Linked DNA regions of Homo sapiens: region 2 is linked to region 1. Evidence: chromatin contacts called from ENCODE Hi-C or POLR2A ChIA-PET data. All regions are on one chromosome and are shown on one strand. Each heading gives the region's core, a stretch centred on a gene start or an enhancer-like site at or near the end of the contact. The rest is flanking DNA. Distances are from core to core; before and after follow the strand shown. Region 1 overlaps IQGAP2 (IQ motif containing GTPase activating protein 2). Region 2 overlaps IQGAP2 (IQ motif containing GTPase activating protein 2).

The links. A loop is a pair of places that touch in the nucleus more often than their neighbours do. ChIA-PET counts read pairs that join two places held with the same protein, here RNA polymerase II (POLR2A). Pooled maps may share reads with other maps.
Region 2: a pooled map shows a loop between it and region 1 (1.8-fold over the local background). The contact joins two enhancer-like sites. A Hi-C loop is called at or near these places in 1 of 50 pooled maps. POLR2A ChIA-PET finds 5 or more read pairs at or near these places in 2 of 52 experiments (K562 and activated T-cell).

The regions. Positions count from the first base shown.
Region 1 is chr5:76,471,932-76,479,499 of GRCh38, reverse strand. The region is part of intron 2 of IQGAP2 (IQ motif containing GTPase activating protein 2); the gene reads right to left. Among named protein-coding and RNA genes, the nearest start is that of IQGAP2, 72 kb to the right of the region's middle. RefSeq lists an enhancer at 6,302-7,501. Within about 2 kb of position 5,624, at least 5 of the 41 ENCODE cell types and tissues checked have a DNase peak (open chromatin) inside an H3K27ac peak, as active enhancers do.
Region 2 is chr5:76,686,249-76,693,702 of GRCh38, reverse strand. IQGAP2 (IQ motif containing GTPase activating protein 2) reads right to left here. Exons shown (of 36, transcript NM_006633.5): 31 at 261-348. Among named protein-coding and RNA genes, the nearest start is that of NCRUPAR, 22 kb to the left of the region's middle. Within about 2 kb of position 2,487, at least 6 of the 41 ENCODE cell types and tissues checked have a DNase peak (open chromatin) inside an H3K27ac peak, as active enhancers do.

The DNA of each region.
Region 1 (7,568 bases), core at 4,375-6,874:
AATTCAGCCATTTCCACCACACAACACCTTGCTGCCAAGCACAGCCAGCTGGTCTGTGTTCCCCAAAGCGATCCATGCAATTGAGAATGAAAATCATTCAAAGGCTATCCAACAGAATCAGCGTCCCTCACAAAGCCTCTCTAGACAAAAGCACAGGGACAAGAAGCCTAAGCCAGAACTTCTGAGATCACAACACTCACTCAGGCAAAGCAACCTAGCACCCATTCTGCACAGGCCCCGTGCAAGGCAGTGGGGTACAGCGAGTGAGAATGTCTTCCTCAGGGAGCTCCCTGACTGCTAAGAGAGGACAACACATGGAGAAAGCTACCATAAAGCATACTATGCACAGTGGAAGCAGGACAGGGACCTGAGGCATAACTGAGGAGAGAACGATCAACCATGGCGGGAAGGCGGAGGCGGTGTAAAAGGGGTGAGTATGGGCTCCTGGGCCAGGCTCAGGAGGTGCCCTTCCATGATCCTGCAGGGAAAACGGAGCCTATGAAAGTTGTGAGCAGGGAAAGGCCTAACTAAACACCTCCTGGTTTCTCCCAGATGGTACAATAAACCCCAAGTATGAACTAGGTACAGAAAATTAAAATTAATGTTCTTCCTCCCAGAGATGCCTAGGAAGCAGCACCTAGTGCGGTCATGTATCACTTAATGAGGGAAATGTGTTCTGAGAAGTATGTCATTAGGTGATTCCGTCATTGCGCAAACATCACAGAGTGCACTTAAACAAACCTAGATGGTACAGCCTTCTACACACCTAGGATATATGGCCTATTGCTCCTGGGCTACACACCCATACAGCATGTGACTATACTCAGTACTGTAGGCAGTTGTAGCATGGTGGTATTTGTGTATCTAAACATAAAAAGGGGGCCCGGCCTGTAGCTGGGATTACATGTGCGCACAACCACGCCTGGCTCACGCCTGTAATCCCAACACTTTGGGAGGCCAAGGTGGGCGGATCACTTGAGGACAGGACTTGTGTCACTGTCCTTTAGGATAGTGAATGTGAAGCCCTAGGACATTACCGTACACTACTGTAGACTTTATAAACATCGTACACTTAGGGTATGCTAAATTATTTTTTTTCTTGAGGCGGAGTCTCACTGTCTCCTAGGCTGAAGTGCAGTGGCACGATCTCGGCTCACTGCAACCTCCACCTCCTGGGTTCAAGTGATTCTCCTTCCTCAGCCTCCCAAGTAGCTGGGATTATAGGTATGCACCACCACGCCTGGCTAATTTTTGTATTTTTAGTAGAGATAGGGGTTTTGCCATGTTGGCCAGGCTGGTCTCAAACTCTTGGCCTCAGGTGATCCACCCGCCTTGGCCTCCCAAAGTGCTGGGATTACAGGCGTGAGCCACCACACCATTGCACTCCAGCCTGGGTGACAAGAGCGAAACTCCATCTCAAAAAAAGAAAAAGAAAGGTTCTTTCTTCAATAATAAATTAACCCTAGCTTACTGTAACTTTTTTACTTTATAAACTTTTGAATTTTAACTTTTTGACTCATTAGCTTAACACAAATACATTTTACTGCTGTACAAAAATATTTTTCCCTTTATGTCCTTATTCTATAAGCTTTTTTCTATTTTTAACTTTTTAATTTTTTTTTTTACTTTTTAAACTTTTTTGCTATAAACTAAGACACAAACACACATATTAGCAAGATCCCACATGAGTCAGGATCATCAATATCACTGTCTTCCACCTCCACATCTTGTCCCACTGAAAGGTCTGCATGGAGCTGTTATCTCCTATGATAACAATGCCTTCTCCTCCAGTGCCTCCAAAAGGGCCTGCCTGGGGCCATTTTACAATTTGCTTTTTATTTTAAGTAGAGAAAGTTCACTCTAAAAATAACATAAAAACATAGTAAATACATAAAGCAGTAACATAAGTATTACCATTATGAAGTATTATGTACTGTACACATTTGTATGCGCTATACTTTCATATGACTGGCAGCACAGTAGGTTTATACCAGCATCACCACAAACACGTGAGTAATGCTTTGATTGGGAATTTTTCAGCCCCATTATAATCTTATGGGATATTGTTATGCAGAACATAACTATTACCAAAACATGCTCAAGATAGTGTAAAGCACTTTATTCAAATGCGGCTGTAATGTTTTATTTTGTTTTGATTTGAGACAGGGTATCACTCTTTCACACAGGATGGAGTGCAGTGGTGTGATCACTGTGCACTGCAGCCTCTACCTCCCAGGCTCAGGTGATCCTCCTACCTCAGCCTCCCAAGTAGCTGAAACTACAGGCGTGCACCACCATGCCTGGTTAATTTTTTTTTTTGTATTTTGTGCAGAGACAGGGTTTCACCATGTTGCCCAGGCTGGTCTCAAACTCCTGGGCTGAGGCAATCTACCCATCTTGGCCTCCCAAAGTCCTGGGATTATAGCCACCATGCCTGACCTGTAATGTTTTAACGGATCATAAAATCAACACAGTGGTTCATGACCAGCATTTTCTTAGAAAATGAATTAGAACAGAACAGAATAGTAAACATAAGAGGCTGTTGCATATAGTAGAAGTTAAGTGTTGCTCGGTGAATCTTTAGTTAGACACACACGCCCACTTATTACACATATCACACAGCTACCTGGGTCATGATATAAAATTATTTTACTCTGGGTCATAAGGTTTTAGTCACTTGCTGAAAGTGTATGTCACAGCTAATGAATTAGTAATAAATCAGTAGCACAATTAGTAAATCAGTAACACAAGATCTCTAATGGGCCCCTACCACAGTTACATAAATCTATGCCTGTTTCTGCAGTGGATTTGGTTTCCTAGTAAACTCTAGTAAAAGTCCTGACCCCCCCAGAACTCATATAAAGTCATCTGTCTCCATCCTGCTAACCAGCCCTCCTTAAACATACCCCAAGCCTACTCACTCCTTCCAATGAGCCTCTGAACTCCTGACCCGTTGTAATTCTCCTATATTATCACTTTTTGTTTACACTTTCTCTACCTACTTGTCTAATGAAAAGCTGGCTTTTGCTTCAAAATCCCACCCCTCATAAACCCACTCCAGGGGTGGTTGTTTGCCAAATTTCCTTGACTCCCAGGACAAAGAGAGGATAGTCATCACTTTCCCAAATAAACGTTTCTCCCAGGCCACATCCTGTCCATCACCTCACTTCTCAGGGCTTCACTCTTCCCTCTCACCCCTAACCTTGCCACTCATTTCTTGACCTCCAGGACTTTTCCTTTCTTGCCACAATTGCTGCCTTCCTCCCAGGCCTGCCTCTGCTGGGTGGCTTCAAGAAGGTGGATGACCTTGGTAACACTCCTCCACTACACTCCAACCACACACAGGCACCACACCTTGCACGTTATCACTACCTGGAAATACTCCACCTGTAAGATCAAGGCTTCCAAATCTTGGACTATAGCCTTTCTATTTACTCACTTCTCCACTTCCTTATTCTTATAGATCCTGCCCTTTATTCTCATTGTAGGTGGTTCCTTGATTTCACCCCACTCCATCTTTCCCATCCTGGCTTCATAGGCTCCTCGGCCAGATGGGACCTCAAGAACCCAATTTCAGCAATACTCTCATGAACACCCTGGAGTCCCTGTTTCCCATGCAGAGGCCAAAGGAAATCCTCCCCTTTGCCATCTGAAGGTTCTCTGAAAAAATCAACTCACAAAAGGCCGATCAATTGGAGAAAAGGCATATAAGTTTTATTAACATGTACGCAAGTAGACTCACATGTTTACCCACCCCTCAAGTGACTCAGAAGCTTAACTACCATCCCAGCAAAACAGGTTATGGGAGGGGGGCAGAAAAGGAATTTGGTTGAGATTACCAAGGAAAAGGGATGGGGAACAGAGATTAACCTGTATGTCATCCTGTGAAAGGTTCTGTTCAGGTGTGGCCACATTCCCGGTCTTACAGGGAGGGGAAGGAAAAACAATTCTTTCCCCTGGTGGGTCTCGATCTTTGGTAGATAAAGCCTTTGAAAGAGAATGTGGGATGCAGGAATGTCAGAGACACCTTGAAGCTTCTTCAGTTTGGAATGTCAAAATGCTGTATTTTGGGGCATCAGTGTCTGAGCCCCAACACCTATGACTTGGTCAGAGCCAGCAGGTCAATCCCTAGGCATAGTTACCCCATTCTTTTATCTTGTTGGAGAAATTCACATGAAAATGCTTATTGGCTCTGCAAAGAACATTTATAACACTAATTGGATCTTCAAAACTACTCAGGCTTTCTATCCAACCCTGGCTGATGCACTACTGCTTTTTCATGCCTCCACCCTCCTCACCTCAGCAGATGGTGACTCTTAGTATCCTTCCTCTCTCCCCTCTCATCCCAGAGGAAGGGGTATCCTCTGTTCCTTTTTTCTAAGCTGGGGTGGGAAGGCTGAGAGCTGAGACAGCCTCAGCCATAGATGCTATCTCAAATGTCAGTGTGCATAATAGTGTACTCCAGTGCTCTGTTAAAAGGCAGACCTCAGCCGGACGCGGTGGCTTATGCCTGTAATCCCAGCACTTTGGGAGGCTGAGGTGGGTGGATCACATGAGGTCGGGAGTTCAAGACCAGCCTGACCAATATGGTGAAACCCCGTCTCTACTAAAAATACAAAATCAGCCAGGTGTGGTGATGCATGCCTGTGATTCCAGCTACTTGGGAGGCTGAGGCAGGAGAATCGCTTGAACCTGGGAGGCGGAGGTTGTCCTTAGAGATGGCCTTATAGGGTCAGGAGTGATCCTCAGAAGCCTGCACTCACACAAGCATCCAAGTGACCTTGATGCAGGTGTAAATGAATTTGGGGATCACTGCCCTAAGTCACTCTCCCAGATGACATAGCTGCCTCAACTCTTGCCTTGAGAAATACCAGGGGCAGGAAAAGCTGTGTATTACAAATCACACGATGGGAAAAAACAAACAAACAAAAAAGCAACCCAGGGACATTAAGCCAAGTAGGACGGAGTACAGAGTGCAGAAATGACTAGAAATGTTAATTCCTGAATTCCTGTTCTTGCACCAAAATGGGTTCAAGTTTCTCAGCAAAAATGAAAGATCAAGGACAAGAACATATGAATGGCTAATTCCCCCAAACCATTTGCAGCATTTAACCAAAAGCAAACTTGAACTGAATCTACCAAATAAGTTTAATATTCATGTTTATATTTTTTCTTTATTGAGCTTTCTACTTTTACTACTCAACATGATTTATAGAGACTCATTTGAGCTTTCTACTTTTACTACTCAACATGGTGTATAGAGACTCATGGAACTAAAGAGCACTGTCAAACAGTCAGAAGACCTTTATCCTAATCCCAAATCTACCACTAACTCCACCATGGATAAGTGAGATAAATTTCTGAGCCTCAGTATCCCCATATATGAAATGGGGATTTGACTCTGTTAAAGAAAAACAAAGGTGTTCAGACTGAGAAGGCAATGGAAGATCGCTCTACATTCTATATCACCCTAAAAATGGAAGACACAAAGAAATCATTCTGTGACAACCTTGTACAAATGTTCTCCCCCACCAGCTTCCCTAAAGTCACTCTATGCCTTGAATAATGATACCGTTTTATGACTTTTAAGCATCACAGCATGAGGCAGCTTCCGGTGGGGAGGTTCACACAGGAAGGAAGAGATCTCAGTGCTGTTTGCTACTCATACCTTTTGATGTTTCAACAAAAAGCCAAGCATTCTTTGAAACCAGTCATAATAGTGGCAAAACCAAAAAGATAATTGATGAATTGAAGGTGGTATGGAGGCCTAACCAAGAATAAAGATGCACCAAAATTTTCTTGGGTGAAGAGAACAGAATAAAGTCTACATCATAGAGAAGTACAAATTCTTAATAATACTTTAAGGCACAGTAGCTGATGCCTGTAATTCCAGCACTTTGGGAGGCCAAGGTGGGAGGACTGCCTGAGGCCAGGAGTTCAAGACCAGCCTAAGCAACATAGTGAGATCTCATCTCTATTTTATTTTAATTGAAAAAAGAGAGAGCAAGAAAGAGCTAGCCTAAAATGAGCAAAAGAGAGAAGGAGAAAGAGGGAGGAAGAACACAAAGTAAATACAAGATAAATTATTCCCAGAACAAACTACTTATAATAGTACCAGTTAAAACAAAATAGAAACAGTTCACAGGAAAAAAAAAGAGAAAGGAAAATAAAACAATATATAGCCATATATAGCCAATGGATAGCTATATTGTGCTAATTCCACCAAAGCTTAAGTGAGAATTTATTGATCAAGAGCTAGAACTAGAACTAGCCCATATAGAACCTAAAAACCAAGACCATGTTTTGGACTTACAAGGAAGACATGATCAAAACACATTAAGAAATAAAGAAATGGGACAGTATGTTATAGTTTTTAAGCACAGTCTTTGAAGTCAGAAAGACCTAGGTTGTAATACTGTTGCTGTCGCCTGTTGGCTGCGACACTGAATAAATTACTTAAGTTTTTCCAAGACTTGGTTTTTCCATCTATCAAATGGGGATAATGCTCCTTCCCACAGAGTGGTTGTGAGAATCGAGACCATGTGGGTTGAATGCTTAAAGCACCGTGCCTGGTGAGTAGACACTTGTGTGATAATCCTTGTGAGTAAAGTACATTTGCAACCATGGAAAATTCCAAACCTCTCCCAGGTTTCCAACTTTGAAGATCCTGAGAAACAAATATAAACTTTGGGATCAAATATCAGTTGCTCAACTTGTCTTTGGCTGGAGATGATTAATACCGATTATTTGTATTTTAAAATACCAGCACTCTGAAAAGTTATACTTTCATCTGTCAGAACATACCCGATTGGCACCTGTCCAACATACATCCAAAGCTAGTACAATATGTGAAACTAAAAACAAAGAACTTTTTCCACCTACTATATGCCCAAGCCTAGGCTTGGCAGACAGAGAACACGAAATGTGTCCTGCTGAGTCAGATAAGCAATGCTTTGATCTGCCCCAGGGCATCTGACCTCCCAGTGTCCTCCTCTGCTGCCCAAATCCAGACCCCCGCCAAGTCCTGTAGCTTTTTCCTTTATATCCTTAATAAGTGTTCCTTCCATTCTAGCTCCACAGCATAATCCCTGGTCACCGCCAGCTGGCCCTCAGCACCAACACCTCTCTGAGGCCCCAACTACAAGCACTACTTGTTGGCAGGTAGGGCTGGCTGGGATCACGTCTATTCCTGTGCCACGGAGATCACCCTGTTAAGACCACCTCTCCAACTCTGCCAAGCTACCCTGGACAAGTCTGGGCTCCTCACAAGTTACTCTCTCCCTGCCATTGGGATGTGCCAGGCCCTGATCTCAGCCTCGCTGGCACAGGGCTCCTGAGGCAAGCTGGTTGGAAAGCAGCCCCAAGCAGGCCTTCCCCTCAACCAGGTGCCAGACTTGCGAGGGGGTCCCTGCTCTCAGCTCACTGCACCCTCTGCCCCACCAGCTGCCGCATGGAACAACCAAGCAGTTCATCTTGCTCCCCGTGGAAAGCAGAGGTGAGGTCAGAGCCAGGGAGAGAACAAGGGAGGGAAGGGAGAAATGGAGAGTTACAGTGGAAACATGAAAACT
Region 2 (7,454 bases), core at 1,238-3,737, 220 kb before region 1:
AAAACCCAGAACTATCATCCTAGGTTAAGACAAAAGTATATTCGGCATGAATTTGGTGCTGTATTTTCTATTTCATTCCCATTGATACTTCATACAGGTTTATATATGGCTGAACTAAGTCCACTGCAGTAATAGATAAAATTCCTTACTTCCGGACCATGTCAGATACAGTTTCTCTGAGATAATAAACATATGGCATAAAGATTTATGAAGAAAATCAACACCTGTCTATTATTATTTTACACTTAAAGTCAAATTACCTGTTGCGCAGTTGCTGGTGTCTCTAAGATTTCTGTCAATGTGTTCCCTGGCTGGTTCCGGATCACATCAATTATCAGCTTCTTGGTCCTTAACAAACCAGAGAAAGAGACAGACTTTCAGACTGTAGTCCTTATGCACAAAAATCTGTTTCTCCTAAGAGAGTGCACAAACACATACAATACTGAAGCTTCAAAGATAATACCTTAAAATAAAACATTCTTGCGGATATTCACCAGGTCTGCTATAAGGCTCCTGAAAGTTTATGAATGCTTGATAATCAAAGTCTGGGCTTTCTGTGCTTGATGTTGTAGCATTATACTGTCAGTAACATGGGCACAAGTGTATCACAAGATTTCCTCTCTAAATACTTTTCCTTCTTTTTTAGACGGAGACTACTTTTTGATGGGCAGGGGGAGCAAGTGCTGCTGATATGGCCTGCTACTGCAGAGTGCAGGAATGATATCTAATATTCTCCTTTCCTGACTTTAATAGCACCTAGACTTCTGAGCTGGCTTAATACCTCATAAGCCTTTAGGAGCCAGACCAACTGTTACCTTTCCTACTATCAGAAAGCTATTAAAGAGTCTGAAGACCAGTGGGAGCGAACGTTCAGTGTGGGCTGTGGAGGCTTGGTCTGTCAGCTGACACAGCAGCGAGGAGGATGGTGTTCAAGGGCCTGAGCAACTAACAAATAGGGTTAACAAAGAAACCTATTTGTTAGGTCTTCTTCCAGTCTTCAGGTGGAAGAGAATAGAAGAGCTTCTCAGTAAACAGTAAAGAGCTGGAAAATTCTTCTGGAAGTACGAAAACCGTAGTTCTCTCATAGGTGTTCTTTATGGCAATTGGCCACCACTTCCTAGGGAGGCATCATGTTATGTAATTACGTACAAAGGTTTTAACATAAAAGCTAAAGGGTCAAATTTGCTCACTTTTACATAAGGTGGAAACAGTATTATTGGAAAAGGCTTTCCTTCTAAAAAGAAAAAAAAGGGCCAGGCGCGGTGGCTCACTCCTGTAATCCCAGCATGTTGGGAGGCCGAGGTGGGCGGATCACCTGCGGTCAGAAGTTCCAGACCACCCTGGCCAACATGGCGAAACCCCATCCCTACTAAGGATACAAAAATTAGCTGGGCATGGTGGCATGTGCCTGTAATTCCAGCTGCTCAGGAGGCCTAAGTGTGAGAATTGCTTAAACCCGGGAGGCAGAGGTTGCAGTAAGCTGAAATCGTGCCACTGCACTCCAGCCTGGGTGACAGAGTGAGATACCATCTCAGATAGATATCTAGATAGATAGATAGAAAGAAAGAAAAGAAAGAAGAAAAGGAAACACAGACAAAAGTTTGTTTAAATTATACATACACTGGTCTAATTGACATCTGAAGTTTCACTTTTACTGTAGTCCCGTTATTGCATTTAACTTTAGTTATTTCAGAGTCATTACATGATATCACTGAATGACTAATTTTTCTTCCTAAACTCTAGCAGGAAATGTTCATGTAGCATGAAATTTAGAAATGAGAACAAAATTTTCACATTTTGAAGGATATGGGCAACTACTCCCAAATGACAGAGAAAACCCTTCAAGTTAATTACAAATATATTACTTTTGAAAATAGGATAAAATCCAATAAGCCATCTGTAAACATCATTTTTCTCATTTCCTATTTATCAGAAGTCTGTGTGAAAAGAACAATCACAATGTGTCTTCCTTGCCTCCCTTCCCCCTAGCCTTTGGAGAACCATTTCCTCTGGCCCCATGACCCTTTGCTGCTGGGGATTTACAGGCTGTCTGGGAATGCACAGCTAAATACTCCACAGAGACTCAAAGGTGGGCCCACAGCTAATTACAGCCACGTGGGGGATGGCATGTTTCCTAAAGCGGCTGTGGCTGAGAAAGCAATGTATCCTTTCCTTCCTACACACCACCTTCCTCCAGCCATCATCATCAATGTATTAAACAGGAACACTGAGTTAAAAATAAAAGCTTTGGATGATTTAAAAAATGTCAATATAGTAACTTTCTTGTTTGAAATAGTATTCTCAGAACTAATTGTGATATACAGTTTCTAGGGAACTTCTAGTTCTTTAGAGAAGCTGTGCAATGACCAAATGACTGGAGTCAATAAAACGTGCCCCACCAAAGACAAAGAATGTTTATTTGCTCAAGAGTTGCTGGAGGACAAACTGCTCACACAGCCTGTTTCCCTTGGACTTCTACTGTACACCAGGCCTGTGGAATTCATTGCCAAAGTTCTACCTCAGACATAAGTAACCATCCAGTCCCATGACAGGGAACCCACCTCCCTCCCACTACAGTGTGTCTAGTGCTTAAGGACGACGGGGACGGACAGATTTAAAGCCAAATCTGTCTTGGCTTGGACTCTTGTTGCATATTAGCCATGTGGATTTGTGCAAGTTATATAATCCTTGTAGGTTTTGTTTTTTCGTTTATAAAACAGGAATCTCTCAGGACTGATGCAAGGATTGGATGAAAAGATCTAAAGCCTTCTGTGAGGTCTGGCACATGGTAAGCACTCACATGGTCGTTAAAGCTGTGCTGCCCATGATGGCCGCCACTGGCCACAGGTGGCACTTGAGCACTTGAGACATGGCTAGTACAAACTGAGATGTGCTGTGTGAAACACACACTGGATTTTGAAGATGTTGTATGAAACAAAGAATGTAAAATATTTCATCAATTTTTTACATTTATTACATATTTAAATATTTTTGGATATATTGGGTTAAATAAAATATATTATTAGAATTAATTTCATCTATTTCTTTTTAAAATAAGGCTTCTAGAAAAGTTAAAATTACATGTGGCTCATATTAAATTTCTTTTGGAGAGTACAATATTGGCACATTCCATTCTCAAACAGGAGCTCACTCTGAGAGGCCTGCCTTCCAGGGCCACCCAGTCATGAAACCTGGTTAGTCTTAGGACTGTGGCCCGGAGAGAGACCTTTGAAAAACAATCCAATCCCTGATTGTACAAATGTGGCAACTAAGACCTAAGAGACTAGAGCTGCAGGAAACAAGTCCAATTCCCTTTCCAAATCAGCAGCTCCTGAAAAACCTATAGAGAAATGCCAAGACTGTGTTCCTCTATCCCCTCTTCCACCATCTTTCCTTTTTCCAAGTGAAACCACTCAGTCCCTTAAAGCTCCTCACAATGGCATCTGCAGAGAGCTCACAGTCCTGCTCACATTCCAGTTACCAATGACCTTAATATGCATCCCCCTTCCCACCCCAGTCCAAATATAACATTCTGGATATGGTCTGACCAGCATAAATCAACTGCTTAGAGTACTGGCGCCAGGGCTCTTCAAATATGTAAGATAGGTTGATCCAAACCACGGGTCTTGCTCTCCCTGAATGAGGAGGTATCTAATTTTGAAAAAGAATTAAGAAAAAAAGAGAAAGAAATACACCAGGGAGTTTATTCATCATAGCTGTGCTCAAACCCCACTGTAGATAAATGAGCCCATACGGCGCTTGTAAGCTGGTGTGGCCCCTTGGGTTTGGCCACTCCATTCATATGGTATCTATTATTACCAGTAGCATTCCTGAAGCTCCCCCTCTGTCATCTGCTTATACTGTGCCCAAGGTTGAAAAGCAATCAGTGTTTGTGGAAACTAAGGAATATTTTCAGTATTTAACATCCTAACAAGATAATTTACATTATTAGCTCCAGACCTCAAATATCACCTTAGCCATTTAGTGCTCCTGCTAGTTTGGACCAAAAAACAAGGAAATCTTTCAGCTGGGATCATGGAACCTAAACTTAATCATGTGACAGGAAATTCTTAAGAGATGACAATTTAAGCACTCAAGCAGCTAAGTATGATTAAAAACCACAAATATTGCCTTCTACTTAAACACACATACTTTTGTGGGAAACTAAGCTTAATTAAGGCCATAAGGATCACATATTTTAAGTTGAATCATAAGTTATAATGAAAGGTTGACAACTGCATAGTTTTATATAATTTATGTGGTATTAATTATAATTTCATGTGATCATCATAGCCCTTCCTTTCCCCTCTCCTCTATATTATGGAGGAGAAAACTGATGGCGAGGCAACTTGCTGAGTTCCATGGTTAATAAGTGATAGATTGAGGCTATAACCCTATGTCATCCCTAAGACCCCTCGACTAGGTTTTTAGGATTCCTCGACCAGGTTTTTTTTTTTTTTTTTTTTTTTTTTAAATATCCCTGTGCTTGGTAGTATTAGAAAAATAGCAATAGCCCAAACTGAGGTTCTCTATTCTATAAACATACACAAGGGAAAAAGAAATAAATGTTTCTTCCTACTCCGATATGTGCCCTTTGTCCCTCCTCTTTGGCCTGGAAAGATGCTCCAGCCTCCGTTACTCAGTAACTGCTCAGCTAATAATTCTCATTATTTATTCTAAGATTCCTAAGAATGCAAAGAACAATGACCTTGCCCTCGACAAGTTGTAAAACTTTATGATCAAGAGTGTGGGCCCTGGAGGATTTCAAATCATGTGGGTTTGAATCTCTGCTCCACTTAGTAACTGTGTTACCCAGGAAAAGGTTTATACCTGTTCTGTGCCTAGTTTCCTCATCTGTAAAATACTGATAATAACCTCCACTCTCTTGGGGTTGCTGAGAATATTACATACATATTTTATACATGTTTATTTTAATATATATATATGCACATGTTATTCTCTTTCTCTCTTTACAGATTGTGGGTCCCTTTTTCAAAATGCTTGGGCCCAAAAGTGTTTCAGATTTTTTATCTTTTCAGATTTTGGAACATTTGCATTATATACTTACTGCTTCAGCATCCTAAATCCGAAAATTCAAAACGCTCCAAAGAGCATTTCCTTTGACCACTGTCAGCTCTCAAAAGGTTTGGAATTCTGGAACACTTTGCATTTGCACAGTATATAAAAACTGTCCCTGGCCATGGTAAGCACTACATAGGTGTTTGCTATTATCATCATCTTCATCTTCATCTGATGAGTAAGAATTATGAGACTAGCATGGAATTAAATTTACAAACATAATGATTAACAATGCCTCAAATTCTGCTACTGTGGGGGCCTCCATGAAGATGAGTTACTCATGACTGGAAAACTAGTGACATTGTAATTAAACATAAGGGCATTTCTGAAAGTTAAGAACACAATCTGTTTCACAAAAAAGCAGAATAGTTTTTTGATAGAGAAAAGCTAGGTATTTTCACATCCCAATTGCTCTGCATTTCATGTCTGTCCACTTCATAACTTATAAAAGTCATTGTCCGATTTTAGTTAAATTTGGTTCTCTAATGAATCTCAAGAACTATATCTTATGCTTGAGTTACAAATTCGGTTTATTAGCTTGGAAAAAAGTCATCCTGATGAGAGTGTTCAAATCAAAAAAGTCATCCTCATGAGAGTTCAAATCAATATTTTAAAGGAGTGGTCCCCAACCCTTTTGGCACCAGGGACAGGTTTTGTGGAAGACAATTTTTCCATGGACAGGGTGGGGGATGGTTTCGGGAAGATGATTCAAGTGCGTTACATTTATTGTGCACTTTGTTTCTATTATTATTGCATTGTAATATATAATGAAATAATTATACAACTCACCATAATACAGAATGAGTGGATGCCCTGAGCTTGTTTTCCTACAACTAGACAGTCCCATCTGTGGGTGATGGGAGACAGTGATCATCAGGCATTAGATTCTCATAAGGAGTGTGCAACCTAGATCCCTTGCATGTGGAGCTCACAATAGGGTTCATACTCCTATGAGAATCTACTGCTGCCACTGATCTGACAGGAGGTGGAGCTCAGGTGTTAATGCCAGCAATGGGGAGCAGCTGTAAATACAGGATGAAGCTTCACTTGCTCCCCTCCTGCTGTGTCGCCTGGTTCCTAACAGGCCATGGACTGATACTGGTACTTTTAGACTTTAGTTTCCTTGCCTGCAAGAAAAAGACTCAGTTTTCAGGTTCCCTGTCAATGCTGCACTTTGTAATTATCTGTTAGTATCAAGATTTTTTCAAATATGTACTTTAAAGGAAGTATATTTAGAAGCAGGGCTTGGCTAAAATCATAGAACTAATTCTATTGAACCTTTTGGGCAATATCCAAATTTCACTTTCAGGGATGGCTAACCAGTCAGTGTTGATTTCAAATTGTTACCTACATTGATCACTGGGCTGCTTAGTAAAGTGGTCGGCCAACAGTAAGATCTCACAGTATGCCAAGAGGAAGGCCTTTGAGCATAAAAGACTTAGGGCCTCTATTAAAACACTGGCCTCAAGCCTTTTTTACATAAATGGAAAAGTTGATCCTAAAATTCACATATAACTGCAAGAGACCTATTCAACTGCAAGACTAAAACAATCTTGAAAAAGAAGAAAGAAGTTGGAGGACTTCCGTATTTCAAAACTCATTACAAAGCTACAGTGATCAATATGGTGTGGCACTAGTACAAGGATAGACATATAAGTGAATGGAGTAGAATTGAAAATCCAGAAATAAAGCCATACATGTATTGTCAATTAGTTTTTGACAAGGGTGCCTAGACCATTCTATGAAGAAAGAATAGTCTGTTTAACTAATAGTGCTAGAACAACTGGACATCCACATGCAAAAGAATGAAGGTGGGGCCAGGAGTGGTGGCTCACGCCTGTAATCCCAGCACTTTGGGAGGCTGAGGTGGGCGGATCATGAGGTCAGGAGATGGAGACCATCCTGGCTGACATGATGAAACTCCGTCTCTACTAAAAACACAAAAAATTAGCTGGGCATGGTGGCAGACACCTGTAGTCCCAGCTACTTGGGAGGCTGAGGCAGGAGAATGGCATGAACCCAGGAGGCAGAGCTTGCAGTGACCCGAGATCATGCCACTGCACTCCAGCCTGGGCGACAGAGCGAGACGCTGTCTCAAACAAAAAACAACAACAATAACAACAAGAAAGAATGAAGGTGGACACCTGTCTCACACCACACACAAAAATGAACTCAAAAAGGGTTAATAGACCTAACTGTAAAAGCTAAAACTATAGAACCTTTAGAACAAAACATTGGGGTAAATCTCACAAGTAACAACAACAACAACAACAACAACAACAAAAAAAACAGATAAACTGGACTTCATCAAAATAAAAAAAAAAAAACATTTGTGCGGAAAAGGACATTATCAAGAGAGTAAAAAGCCCACACAA